Linked DNA regions of Homo sapiens: region 1 is linked to region 2. Evidence: chromatin contacts called from ENCODE Hi-C or POLR2A ChIA-PET data. All regions are on one chromosome and are shown on one strand. Each heading gives the region's core, a stretch centred on a gene start or an enhancer-like site at or near the end of the contact. The rest is flanking DNA. Distances are from core to core; before and after follow the strand shown. Region 1 holds the start of SCAND1 (SCAN domain containing 1). Region 2 has its middle 31 kb from the start of SUN5.

The links. A loop is a pair of places that touch in the nucleus more often than their neighbours do. ChIA-PET counts read pairs that join two places held with the same protein, here RNA polymerase II (POLR2A). Pooled maps may share reads with other maps.
Region 1: a loop to region 2 is called in a map with no recorded cell type, with 13 times the contacts of the local background. The contact joins the promoter of SCAND1 here to the enhancer-like site in region 2. A Hi-C loop is called at or near these places in 1 of 37 single-sample maps with no recorded cell type and 2 of 50 pooled maps. POLR2A ChIA-PET finds 5 or more read pairs at or near these places in 1 of 52 experiments (activated B cell).

The regions. Positions count from the first base shown.
Region 1 is chr20:35,948,758-35,956,066 of GRCh38, forward strand. It overlaps SCAND1 (SCAN domain containing 1), which reads right to left and starts at 5,745. Exons shown (of 2, transcript NM_033630.3): 1 at 5,691-5,745; 2 at 4,867-5,582. The coding sequence starts at 5,527. The coding sequence ends at 4,988. It overlaps PHF20 (PHD finger protein 20), which reads left to right. Exons shown (of 18, transcript NM_016436.5): 18 at 1-1,613. It also overlaps a transcript of CNBD2 not described here. RefSeq lists enhancers at 5,263-5,342, 5,463-5,722, 5,803-6,002, 6,103-6,312.
Region 2 is chr20:32,970,028-32,977,086 of GRCh38, forward strand. No RefSeq gene overlaps it. Among named protein-coding and RNA genes, the nearest start is that of SUN5, 31 kb to the right of the region's middle. RefSeq lists enhancers at 1-426, 427-1,378, 2,022-2,529, 2,530-3,038, 2,564-2,693 and 1 more. Within about 2 kb of position 2,429, at least 10 of the 41 ENCODE cell types and tissues checked have a DNase peak (open chromatin) inside an H3K27ac peak, as active enhancers do.

The sequences.
Region 1 (7,309 bases), core at 4,495-6,994, 3.0 Mb after region 2:
GTTTTGTTTTTCCTTACTAGGCAAAGTTAAAATGTTCCATGCTTTGAGGAGTGACCCATTTCACTACTTTGTTTTCTTATCACTAAAGGCAAAAATCAAAGCACAGTTGTCCATTAACACTTATAAGTTAATTATGGGTTTATGAGTCTGTAATGTTATATGCTGCAAACATTTACTATGTAAACGTGAAGTAGCCAATAATATCTCAATAGTAGTAACAGTATCTTTAGCGACCTTTGGAATAGTTAAGCACAGGTCATTGTGGACATGAATTCAGGCCTCTGTACTAAAATCTATTTCAGGGAATGTTCTGTCTAGTGATTTGCTCACCATTTGATATATAATGAATTATAGGACAAGTATAAGCTGATCTGCTATAGCTGTCCATCAGAGAGAATACACGTGGCTATAACATCTATAACAAAACGACGATTCCTCTACAAGAGGCTGTTTCTCACTGCTAACGTTGGTGTTTCTGGCGTGGGAAGAAATGCACAGGCGTGCATGGCATGCACGTTCAGACAGCTGCATTGTAAGAGTTCTGTCATGCAGTCTGAAAAGGGAAGAAACAGGATGGCTTTCTGTAGCCACACCTGTGAGGCGTGATGATTGTTGTATTATTAGATTACTGATTTTTCTTTTCTGAAAATACATTTGAGTTTTAATCACATCTGTGGAAGCTGTAACTTTTAAGGTAGTCAATTTCATGTCTTGTTCAACGATGTAAGCAGAAACTGAATTGCCCTAATTTTGCCAACTGGCCATTATTGGGATTATTGTTTAAATTTTTGGTAAAGGAAGTAATCTCCTTTCATTCATTGTGACTTTTGTTCTTAGGGAAGCAGAGAAGACTCCCCAAGTTCTTATAACCTCATTGTGCTTCCCTAATTTAAAGCCATGTTGAGGGGCTCCATTCCCAATTCCTGGGTCAAGGTGAATTAACCCTATGTTGGAGCACTGGAAACCGTTATTTGCAAACATTGCTGTTACCATTTAGAAATATGTGCACTATCAGCTGGGTGCAGTGGCTCACGTCTGTAATCCCAGCACTTTGGGAGGCCGAGGCAGGTGGATCACCTGAGGTCAGGAGTTCGAGACCAGCCTGGCCAACAGGGTGAAACCCCGTCTCTACTAAAAGTACAAAAATTAGCTGGGCGTGGTGGCGGACGCCTGTAATCTCAGCTACTTGGGAGGCTGAAGCAGGAGAGGTGCTGGAACCTGGGAGGCGGAGGTTGAAGTGAGCCGAGATTGCGCTATTGCACTCCAGCTCGGGCGACAACTGCAAGACTCCATCTCAAAAAAATAAAAATAAAAGAAAAGAAAGAAATATGTGCACTACCTAAGTTTTGTCTTTAGAAAAACTATCCACCTATAAAAAATTACCTTGACAAAAATAGTTCCGGTTTGACTAATCATTTTGTTTCTTTAAGTGGTAAGTGTATGCAAGGTGGATCCTTGATGAGCCAACATTGCACTGTGGATACATATCTATGTTTACGCGCTATTAGAACAGAAGGCGCTGTATATAGAAATGTTGCTTTGAAGCAATATTTGCAAAACACGCAGACTTCTGTATCTGTATTTGGAAAAAATAAAACAGGTTCTTGTTGCTATGTTTCAGTTACGTATTGTTGAGTTACAGTCATGCATCATATAACGTTTCTGTCAACCATGGACCCCATATACAGGGTGGTCCCATAAGATTATAATGGAGCTGAAAAATTCCCATCACCTAGTGATGTCCTGATGGTCCTACTGCATAGGCCTAGGCTAATGCGTGGATTTGTCTTAGTGTTTAACAAAAATCTAAAAAGTAAAATATATATAAAAAATTTAAACTAGAAAAAAACTCATAGAATAAGGATATAAAGAAAATATATTTGTATAGTTGTACCATGTGTGTAAACACAAAGTGTTATTACAGAAGTCAAAGTTAAAATTTAAAAGCTTACAAAGTATAAAAGTTGGTCAGGCAAGGTGCCTCAGATCTGTAATCCTAGCACTTAGGGAGGCTGAGGATGGAGACCCTGTCTCTAAATAAAAGGCTGGGTGCCGTCGCTCACGCTTGTAACCCCAGCACTTTGGGAGGCCAAGGCGGCCAGATCACCTGGGGTCAGGAGTTCAAGACCAGCCTGGCAAACATGGCAAAACCCCATCTCTACTAAGAATACAAAAATTAGCATGGTGGCGCATGCCTGTAGTCCCAGCTACTTGGGAGGCTGAGGCAGGAGAATTGCTTGAACCCAGGAGGAGGAGGTTGCAGTGAGTCGAGATCGTACCACTGCACTCTAGCCTGGGCAACAGAGTGAAACTGTCTCAACAAAACAAAAAACAAAAACAAAAAGTTATGGTGAACTAAGGCTAATTTATTATTGTAGAAAGAAAATTAAAAAAAATAAGTTTAGTAGTTCGTGACCAGCCTGGGCAACATGGTGAAACCCCATCTCTACAAAAATTAGCCAGGCATGGTGGCATGCACCTGTATTCCTAGCTACTTGGGAGGCTGAGGCAGGAGGATCACCTAGGCCTGGGAGCCAGAAGTTGCAGTGAACCTAGATTGTGCCACTGTACTCCAGCCTGGGCAACAAAGTGAGATCCTCTCTCAAACAAAAAAAAATTAGTCTATGTGTTCAGTGTTTATATAAATTCTGGAGTAGCGTACAGTAACGTCCTACATCTTCACATTCACTCACCACTTACCCAGCCAGAACAATGTCCAGTCCCGCAAACTCTTATTTTTTACTTTTATATATATATATATATATGTGTGTGTGTGTGTATATGTATATATGCATATATATATGTGTATGTGTATATATGCATGTGTGTATATATACATATATAAATATATATAAATGTTTTTTTTTTTTTTTGAGATGGAGCCTCACCGTGTTGCCTAGGCTGGTGTGCAATGGCGCGATCTCAGCTCACTGCAACCTTCGCCTCCCAGGTTCAAACAATTCTCCTCCCTCAGCCTCCTGAGTAGCTAGGATTACAGTTGCCCGCAACCAAGCCCAGATAATTTTTGTATTTTGAGTAGAGATGGGGTTTCACCATGATGGTCAGGCTAGTCTCAAACTCCTGACTTCGTGATCCGCTCACCTCGGCCTCCCAAAGTGCTGGGATTACAGGTGTGAGCCACCGCACCCGGCCTATTCTATATTTTTACTTAACCATTTCTATGTATAGATACACAAATACTTACCATTGTTACTGCCTATAGTATTCAGTACAGTAACATGCTGTACAGGCTTGTAGCCTACGAGCAGTAGGCTCTATCACAAAGCCTAGGTGTGTGTAGGCTATACCATCTAGTTTGCATAAGTGCACTCTATGAGGCTCACACAATAAAACTGCCTAAGGGCTCATTTTCAGAACGCATCCCCATTAAGAGATGCATGACTGTATAAAGTTCTTCACCATTCTTTTTTTTTTGAGACGGAGTTTCGCTCTTGTTGCCCAGGCTGGAGTGCAATGGCGCGATCACTGCTCGCTGCAACCTCCGCCTCCTGGTTTCAAGCGATTCTCCTGCCTCAGCCTCCCGAATAGCTGGGATTACAGGCGTGCGCCACCAAGCCCGGCTAATTTTGTATTTTTAGTAGAAAGACAGTTTCACCATGTTGGTCAGGCTGGTCTCAAACTCCTGACCTTAAGTGATCCGCCCGCCTTGGCTTCCCAAAGTACTGAGATTACAGCCATGTGCCACTACACCCAGATAATTTTCTATTTTTAGTAGAGATGGGGGTTTCACTATGTTGGTCAAGCTGGTCTCGAACTCCTGATCTCAAGTGATCCACCGCCTCTGCCTCCCACAGTGCTGGGATTACAGGCGTGAGCCACTGTGCTTGTCCTTCTTCACCTATTCTAATCTTCTTTAAACATTACCTTTTAAAGAAGGCTGTTCTTACCTTCTAAACAACTATCTTTTTCCAGGGAGGCAGGTGCAAACTCTGCCAAGAAATCCCAAGAATGCAAAAATACTTCTCAATTTGTCTGTCTTTAATATTCAAAAGCAAATTGCCCCTCACCAACTTCCAGCCCAGTCTCACTCATGCTTTGTGGTGTGAACTGCAGGCTGATTTTGATTGTTGAGAGCAGTGCAAGGAAGACAAGTCTGGCCTTCCTTATATTAACAAATGGCACTCACTGCAATAGGACCTATCTGGGACCAATCCAAGCTGTCCATGGACCCTAACTAGCTCCTTCCTGGTTGGGCAGAAGCCTCTGGAAACAGAGTAGGTTTAAGATTTCAGAACAGGTCCTCATTATTTGCCAAATTCTTTCTTCCCTTTGTAAACGATTATGCTAGTTTAAACACCAAAAGGGAGCCAGCCGGAGAGACATTAAAATGAGTAGCTTCAGTAATGTAAATAATCCATTACTTCAACTAGTTCTGCTTTATTCCTACCACAGGCCTAAAATTTGGCAAGGAAGTTGAGCAAGCCTGGCGGCATAAGCCAGAGCTCACAAGAACTAGCCTATCTCTGTGAAGGTGTGCAGTAAACACTTCACATTAAAATGGCCCAGTAACTTGGACATTTTGGGAAGCCTGTACCCAAAGGGCAGGTGCAAGTTGGTGCCCATATTGGTATAGAGGTAGCCAGTTAAGTGAGCATTTAATAGAGCCAGCTATTTTGCGTGTAAGAAACCCAAGTGGGTCCTTGGGAGCCCAGGTGAAAAACTTCCCATGTGTGGTAGAGGGATAACCTAGGTTCAGTCAACATCTAAAGATCCCACTATAGCCAACGAAGGCCTTATTGTTACGGACTCCCAACTTCGTTTCGCCACCAGCCAGAAAGGCGGTAGGAAACAGGCTTGGTAAAATAAACCCAATAAGAACGAATGAAAGAGACACACCAGACCACAGGCGCTGCCAAAACTCATTTTTCATTAACACGGGGTGGGGTCCCAGGCTCAGGCCCCCGGGCCCGATCATGGCCCCAGTCCGCACAGAGCGCCCGGCCCTGGCCGCCCGCAGCTCCACCGCTCAGCCAGTGATGCGCACATCCGTGCGGCGGCGGATCCGCCGGGCCCGAGCCGCCTCGGGCAGGATGGCGAGCAGCTGCTCTTGCACCAGCATCTCCACGATCTGCTCCTTGGTGCGGATGTCAGGCCGCAGCCACTGGCGGGACAGCTCCCGCAGCTGCCGGAAAGCCTCCCGGGGACCCGCCGCATCCTGGTAGCGGAACTGCCGGAAACGCTGGCGGAACGTCTCGGGACCGAGTCTAGAGCCGGCGGGGCCTGGTGTGGAGCGCGCTTCAGCTTCGGCCTGAGGCGCTACGCTCACGGGTGCGGGCCCGAGAGGCAGCTCCAGGGCCGCGGAGGCCGCAGCTCGGGGCGTAGGGATGGCTTCAGGGACCGCGGCGTTGGGACTGGAAGGCTCAGGGGCAGGCGGTGAGGCCTCTGGCAGCGAGGAGCCCACACAGTTACGCTCAGGGGCTGAGCTCGAACCGGCTCCTTCCAGTTTCTCCGGTGGCACCGCCGCGGGACTCCCAGTGGCCGCCAAGATCGGCTCCGTAGCCGCCATAACTCCAGCTCCGGGCGTCACTCTTTGTCCGGTAGCTGTGTGCTCAGCACTGCGTCTGCGCGGGGGTGGGGTGAGCAGGGAGACGTTTCCGGTTAAAGGGCAGAGCTCGCGTCACCCTTGAGGGAGTCGGACTCGGGACCGGCCGAGAGTGTGCGGAGCTTACCTGCACCAGCGAAGCGCCTGCGGCAGCCGGAAGCGAAAGTCTCTGGCTTCTCTGCGTCCAGGTCGGCGCGCGAGCACCCGGAAGCCGCTTGCGGGCTCCCGGAAGCGGCGCCCTCTAGCGTTCTCGAGTCGCATGAGGCGGCTGCTGCCCTCGCGGTGCGGGAGGGCGAGCTGCGCGTGGCCTGGGCTCCTTCCGAATGGTGGCGCCTCTGAGCGCCAGTTCGAGGAGGAGTCGGAGGAGGAGCCTGAATGTTTGGAGATAGACTTCAAGTCCCGGACCTTATCCGTGCGCCGCTTCGGTTTGCAGGTGACCTTTGCGTGCGGGCGCCCCTTCTGATTGACCCTGATGAGCTGTAGCTCTGATGGCCCCTCCTTCGGGAATGATTAGGGTGACGGCTGGCCGGGGCTCGTTCGAGTGGCGCCCGGCCGGTGGTGACCCGAACAGGAGAGCGGGACGGCGACCATTCTCTCGGGAGGGGCCCATCTGGAGAAAGTCCTCTCGCTTGGTCAAACTAGGAGGGCGATAGCACCGGCCTTACTGCGACGATGACAAAGTACAACACACCGTCTGGCGCGAAGGAGATGCTCGAGAACCCTTTGCTGTTGTTATTTTTCGCGTGTCCTCCGAAACCAAGGGAAATGCGGCTCTGTGGGTTCTGTTAACGTCAGCATTTAATAAGTGAACTCTAAATGCATTGCCCCTTATGGTGGCCGCTGGCCTCCTGAGTTGACTCAGCTCTTGCAACGTAGCTAGTTGATAACCCTCGAAATATAGCGAATTGAGATGTGCTATATTGTAAAATACGGGACTTAGTACGAAAAAACTGATGTAAAAATTATCTCAATACTTTTTAATACTGATTACATGTTGGAATATAATGTTTTGCATATATTGGGTCAAATAAAAATGTTATTAATTTCACCTGTGTTTTTACTTTTTAAATGCAGCTTCTAAAAACATTTAAATTGCATGTGCAGTTTACATTATATTTCTGTTGAGCAGCCTTGGGTTAGAGTGTTGGAGTGAGGCTACCTTGGTGGAATCCCCTTTGACGATACCCAGCTCAGAGTTGTTAGGAGGATTAAATAAATTAAGCCGTTGGAGAGAAAGGGCTTTTAAGAAGTTTGCTCTTGTTTTTATTAGGTAAACTGCTTGCTATCTCTGAGCTACTGTTTTCTTATCAGTAAAATGTGGATGTAATAGAACTTACCTCTCAGAGGTAATTGAGAATTCAGTGAGATGATGTAGGTAAAAGCACGTGGCCCTGACAGCCCTCGGCCAGGTGGTTTTCTGTTTGGTAGCTGACTCACAAATAGTTTTGTTTTTGTTTTTGTTTTTGTTTTGAGACTGAGTCCTCCGCCTACCGGGTTCAAGCGATTCTCCTCCCTCCGCCTCCCGAGTAGCTGGGATTACAGGCGCCCACCACCACACCCGGCTAATATTTTATATTTTTGGTACAGATGGAGTTTCACCGTGTTGGCCAGACTGGTCTCGAACTCTTGACCTCAGGTGATCCACTCTCCTCAGCCTCCCAAAGTGCTGGCATTACAGGCGTGAGCCACCGTGCCGGGCCACAAATAGGTTTTATATCCTCATTTTACAGAAGGGGAAACTGAGGC
Region 2 (7,059 bases), core at 1,179-3,678:
CATTCCTGTTGAGCCCAGAGAGGCTGAGCCATGGCCAGGGGTCATAGAGCACACTGGAGAGTGCCCGGCAGGCCACCATGACCAGGGACACACTCCTACTTTGCCACGGCTGGTGGTGCTGCCTGTGGGAAGAGAAATATCCCAGGACCCAGAAACTGCTCGAGGCACCCAGAGGCTGTGCTCAGTACCCCAGAATACTGCAAGGAAGGAGAAGAATACTGCAATGGGCTGAGCAGTGCCCATTATTCAGATGAGGAAACTGAGGCGCAGGAGGTGATGAGGATCAGGTGGTCTGGGGGCATGGATATTTTGGAAAGTAGGGAAACTGAGCAGACCCAGGGGCCCAGGGATGTAGGCAAAACTCTTGCTCACTCGCTCGGTTCTCAGGTGGGAAGAGAGCTGTGCTTTGTGTTGGTGGCCTGGCCTAGCACCCTACCCCCGTTTCCACAGAGTTCACAGCAACACTGCAGGTCAGGGCAATGGCCCAGAGATGGAATGGGACCAGGCAGGGGCCACACAACAAATCAATGGCAGGGCCGGGTCCAGGTCTCAGCCCCATCCTGGCTCCGCCATTCAGACCCCAGCCCTGTCTCCGGCCTCCTGAGCCCCTGGCTTGAGGCTGGGTTGGGGAGGCTTGGGCGTGGGATCCCTCTTCCACGGTGGGCTTGTCCTGGTCTGGGTGGGGCTAAAGTGCTGAGCTGCAGGGTCCAGGGGACACCAAGCCCCCTTTCCACCCTCTGGTTTTCTTGTCAGTCTTAGGGAAAGAGCTTAGGATCTGGGGCCAGCAAGCCTGGGTTCGAGTCCTGGTTGTGTGACCTCAGGTCAGAGACAGCTCCTTGCTAGCCTCATCTGCAAAACTGGGGTGACAGTACTGCCTGTCTCATGCCCGTTATGCCTGGGCATGCCGCCTGGCACACAGCAGCTGCTGGGGAAGGGCCGTGAGGTGGTTTCCCTTCCTCCCAGTGCCATGGGCAGCATGGGGTGGGTCAGGCTGCAGGCTCCAGCTACCCCTTTGAGGTGCTGTGGGAGCCCTATGAGGCCCTTCCCTCCCTGAACCTCTGTCTCCCTAGATGGGGTACCAGCAGGTGGGGGCCTCTGTGCTCAACCGTGAACCAACGTGGGCATGGGATGGGGGTGGGAGACAAGGTGGGAGGCCCAGAGCAGGAGGTGAGGGGCTGAGGGCTCAGCTGGGACAGGGAGGCAGCCACAGGGTCTTTGGAGTGCCCCCAGTGAGGCAGGAAAATAGGGTCTGAAGGCAGGGAACATAAGGCCAATTCCCACTTCAGCTAGGACAGGAAATATCCTCTCCGTGGGGTGTAGGCCAAGTAAATAACTTTGTAATTTTACTTCATCCTCTCTATTTACATAGGGTGTACCCCAAGTAACCAGTGGAATCCTCTGGAGGGTATTTAAACTCCCAAAAATTCTATAACGGGGCACTTGAGCCGCTACGCTCGGGCCTGCTCCCTCACTGTGGAGTGTACTTTGATTTTCAGTAAATCCCTTCACTCCTTCCTTGCTTTGTTTGTGTATTTTGTCCAATTCTTTGTTCAAGATTCCAAGAACCAGGACGCTCTCCACCATTAACGCCATCTCCCTGTCCTGTTCCACTTCCTGCCTCTCTTTCCCCCATCTCTGTGTCTCTAGCTGTGACTCTGTCTTCCTGTTTCTCCATCCATTCTCTTTCTGCTTCAGTCTCATTGCCTCCTGTCTTTGGCCTTGTGTTTTCTCCGTCTCCACTTCTCTGCTCTCTCAGGCACTGCTTCTCATCCTGATTCTCTCTCCTCTCAGGCATCCCAGAGTTCTAGTGTTATCGGCGCCCTGGGTCCTTGTAATCTGCCAGGATAGAAATCAAGAGCGATCACCAGACATAGCAGCAAAGAGAAAGAGCTTTATTTAGCTTGTGCACGAGGGAAGTCAGCAACATGAAAGGAAGAGGGCAGGCTGCTCCCCAGGGGAGTGTGTGGGTTAGATTTCTAGGGCCTTTCTATGGAGAGGGGTTTCAGGGTTCCTCCAGGGGAGTGTGTGGGTTAGATTTCCAGGGCCTTTCTATAGGGAAGGGTTTCCCCAGGGGAGCGTGGGGGTCAGATTTCCAGGGACTTTCTGTAGGGAAGGATTTTGCCAGGGCATGTATAGGAGGAGGGGTTTCTCTAGCACTTGCACAGTGGCTCAACACACTTTTTCAAACATTGCATGTAACATCAGCATTTTAAATCTCCGTGCTTGGGCACGATTTGCAGCATTAAAATGAGGAAGAGGGTAAGTTGAAGTTTAAGTCTAACTGCACATGCGGGGCCCCAGGGAAGTCCCTAGCCCCCTAGAGCAGGAACTCGTGGTGAATAGTTTCCTGGGTCTTTGGCTGCTGATTGGCTGGAAGTCAGGTGAGCTACAGTCTGATAAGGGGTTTTTGTACTTTTTCTCTAAACCACATCAAAACCAGGAAACCAGTCAGCCTGCCTGTCTCACGAGCCCCTATTTCCTGTTGTAGATGGTGACCAGCTTGTCCTGGTTTGCTTGGAACTGTCCTGGTTTTCAAATGTAAGGTTCCACATCCTGGGCACCCCCCAGTCCTGGGCAAACCAGAATGGCTGGCCAGACTGTTGCTGTGACTGGAGTGGGGCATACCCTGCCTGCTTTTTTCTGGGCCTTACCTGCTAAGTGGTGTCCAAGGAGAGGCCCTGGGGGTCTGGGTGTGGGATGGGCTGGTGACTCGTCCCTCTGTGCCCTTCCCACCCACTCTTGCCCTCAGTGCTGGTGCCCACCTGGCATCCCGGACACCATCCAGGGCACCCTGGCTGGATGGCCTGTCTTCATGGGCCATGGTGCAGGGCTCAGGCTAGAGATGAGTGGGGGATGGGGGCCCGAAGCCCCTGCTGTGCCTGATGTGCCTTCGGTATGTCCCGTCCCCAGGTGGCTCTGCACTTGATGTCAAGGAACACAGCCATTGCACCACAGCTTGGTCCTCTGACAGTGGCCCAGCCACGGCTCCGAGGATATGCGCCCTCCCTGGGCATTTCCAGGCCTTCCTGTTGGCTGTGTTCTTTGTCCTGATCAACGTCCCCCCGCAGATCCCTCCCTGCACGCAGGAGTTGGTGGTGAGGGACTGGCCCTGCGCTTCGGCTCCTAGATTCTCCATGCAGCAATCACAGCCCAACCACCAACTCCTCACTCATCAGGAGCTCACACTTGCTGCAACCTCAGGCTTCTAGACTTCGGCTGGGGCCATGGATCGTGGCCTCTGAGCTCCACAGGTCCTCATGCATGATGTAGGTGAGATGTGTTTTAAGTCCTCTCTTGGTGCCAATTTACTCAATATGTTCACAAGTTCTAACCACCTTGGATACGGGTTTTTCAAAGCTCAGAGCATATTAGGCCGGTGATGTAATATAACTGTTAAGGGCATGGACCCAGATGGCCTGAATCTGAATTCAAATTCTGTCCTGTATTAGACCCTTTTTTCTAAGCCTCAGTTTTCTCATCTATAAAATGGGTTCAATGATATTACCTACCCCATGAGATGTTGTGAGTATTCAATGAGATCATCACAGTGCCTGGCATGGAAAAATAGCAACTTTTTATTGAGTAGTTGTTTTATGCAAGGCAAGACTACATTTAACCCCCACACCCATGGGATTCAGAGAGGTCGGGTAATTGGTCTAAGGTCACACAGTTAGGAGGAAGCTACATCCCTAACCAGCAGGCTATCCTGCCTCTGCAGTAGTAATGACTAACATTTACGGAGCACTTGTTATGTACCAAGCACTATTCAAAAGGCTTGATATGTTCTAAAGATTTTACTTTTAATCCTCACAATTCTGAGAGGTAGGTACTAATATTATTCCAATCAGTTAGATAAGGAAACCGAGGCACGGGGAGGTAAAGTCTCTTGTCAAAGGGTCACATAGCTGGTTAGTGGTGAAACTGGGATTTGAACCCAGGAAGAAGCCTAGCTGCAGAGACAGTTTTTCTTTTTTCGTTTTTTTTAGGTGATGTTTTTAACCACACTGTTTTTTCTTTTAAAACAGCCTGTGTCTTTATCTTGATCCTCTGAGGGTACCTAATGCCCAAGAATTATGAGCTGTTATTATCATTATTATAGACAAGAAGCTGGAAGAAGGTGCAGGAGGCTTTGAGGGTAGGGGCATGCTGACAGCAGAGCATGGAAAACTAAGAGCAGAGCTCAGGTGCGTAGGCTGGACATGGTCCCACGGCTCAGCAGGTGAAGGGGTTAACAGCTCTTCTTCATGGCTGAAGGAGCTACGTCCTTTCTGGAAAGACTTCCATCAAGTTAGGGAGAACAAACAGAGCTGTGACACCATCAGAGTGGGCCCCTGAGGACAAGAAATTGACATGGGGGATGTAGCCATGAAGTGGTGACTGCCAACGTGCCTCTGATGTTTGCTGAGAACTTTGTGCCTCTTTCCATAGCCTCATGGCTGCAGTCCCATTTGAGCCTCAGAATGGTCCCTGTCAGGCAAAATGACTGCTCTGCTTTATAGATTAGAAAACTGAGGCTCAGATGGGAGCTGTGACTTGCTCAATGGCACACTGGCTCCTGTGCTGAGCTCCAACCCCAGGCTGGAATGCTCACACACCCAAAGGTGGGCACTGTGTGTCAGGCCTCTGAGCCCAAGCTAAGCCATCATATCCCCTGTGACTTGCACGTATACATCCAGATGGCCTGAAGTAACTGAGGAATCACAAAAGAAGTGAAAATGGCCTGTTCCTGCCTTAACTGATGACATTACCTTGTGAAATTCCTTCTCCTGGCTCATCCTGGCTCAAAAGCTCCCCCACTGAGTACCTTGTGACCTCACCCCTGCCAGCCAGAGAACAACCCCCTTTGACTGTAATTTTCCACTACCTACCCAAATCTTATAAACAGCTCCATCCCTATCTCCCTTCGCTGACTCTCTTTTCAGACTCAGCCCGCCTGCACCCAGGTGAAATAAACCGCCTTGTTGCTCACACAAAGCCTGTTTGGTGGTCTCTTCACATAGATGCGAGTGAAACTGTGATCCTGGTGTCACAGGCCTGGGGTGTATAGAGAAGTCAAACATGGCTTCCCGTGTAAACTGTTAGTGTAATGCGCAACCTTGTTTTTACTAACCCTATTTTTAGACTCTCCCTTTTCCTTTAATCACCCAGCCTTGTTTCCACCTGAATTGGCTCTCCCTTAGCTAAGAGAGCCAGACAGACTCCATCTTGGCTCTTTCACTGGCAGCGCCTTCCTCAAGGACTTAACTTGTGCAGGCTGACTCCCAGCACATTCAAGAATGCAATTAACTGATAAAATACTGTGGCAAGCAATATCCGCAGTTCCCAGGAATTCATCTGATTGATAACGCCCAAAAAGCCCTGCGTCTATCACCTTGTAATAATCTTAAAGCCTCTGCACCTGGAACTGTTTACTTTCCTGTAACCATTTATCCTTTTAACTTTTTTGCCTACTTTATTTCTGTAAAATTGTTTTAACTAGACCCCCCTCCCCTTTCTAAACCAAAGTATAAAAGAAAATCTAGCCCCTTCTTCGGGGCCGAGAGAATTTTGAGCATTAGCCGTCTCTTGGCCGCCGGCTAAATAAACGGACTCTTAATTCGTCTCAAAGTGTGGCATTTTCTCTAACTCTCTCAGGTACAATTCAGTATTGACGCCGAGACAGGGTTTGACTATCAGGGCCTGGCATGTTCAGTTTTCAGAGCTGCTGAATCTTTATCCCAGTGGTAGAATCACAGGAAGAAAAGGCCCATGGAGGCTTGCACTTATGCCCATTTCTACCATAGAGACGCTGGGTACCCTTAGGCAAGACCTTGCTCCTCTCTGGGCCTCTGTTTGCCACGTGGGCCTTGAATTAGATTAGCGTTTCTTAACATGAGGACTCATTTTCTCAACATGAGATGTCAGGATGGGGAGGACCCTAGAACGGGTAGTGTCTCAGGGTTGAGCTGATGCTCCACAGAACGTGGGCTCCAGACTTGAACTGACTGACTTGGGTTCAAATCCCAGCTTCTCTACTCACTCCTGGTGTGACCCTGAGGAAGCGTCTAAACCTCTTAGAGCCTCAGTTTCCACATTCATAAAATGGGATGAATGATTGGCAGCTTAATTCCCTGGTGGGGAGAAGACATGGGCTGGTGGCGGGGCCTCTGGGCTCTCACAGGGCTGAGGACAGCCACAGGTACCCCACAGTGCTTATCAAACTTGCCAGCAGTGACCTTGGGGCTAAAGCTGACTTGGGCACCCCCATGGTGCTGTTGGAGGAGGGCCCGTGGATGGTGGAGATGTGCACCCTTGTGGAGCTGCTGCTGTGTGGACCCAATGGTTCGCTGCCTCCTGCTGCTCGGACTCAAAGAGGTGAGTGCTGCATGAGGCACCCTCACCCTCCAGCTCCTCCCCTCACTGTCCCTGTGCCATAGGCCCTGCCGGACTCCTCCCCACTGAGGGGTGAGTGACTGAGAGCAGCACAGACAGGGACAGAGCTTCAGGCCAAAGGCACGTGATGGGAATGGAATGATCTCAGCAGCAGGCCCACAGGAGCTGCACTTCCAGGCAGAGATCACAGTTGTGGGGTGGAGGTGGAGGCCTGGGAGGGCCCTGAGGGGTGGGGCGACTCCTGGATGTCATCTGCACGGACCTTGGGGGACCGAACAAAGGATGACAAACGTGGGAATAAAGATAAAGACAAAAGAGTGTATTTGGAAGAAGGGGTCAGGGGGCTCCTTGCTTCTAGTGAACAAGGGCTCTTAGCTTTACAGCCCTTCGCATTTGATTGGGTAAAGGAGATAGGGAGAAGTGGGGGTGGTTGTCGATCAGGGGCTTAATTTACAGCAGGCTTGCAAGACTGCATTCTTCAAACAATAGGTTCTAGATGTCCCAGTAGATAACCTCAATGAGCACGGTGCCAGGGCCCTCAGCAAACCTTCTGGCAGTAGGCGCAGTCGTGAGTTTGCCCACATCCTGCATTCATGATAAACAGTTTGCTGTTTGATCATATAGCCAGTGGAATGCTGAGTTGGTCACGATTCCTTTGGCCTTTTCAGCTCCAAACACCTGGGAGCT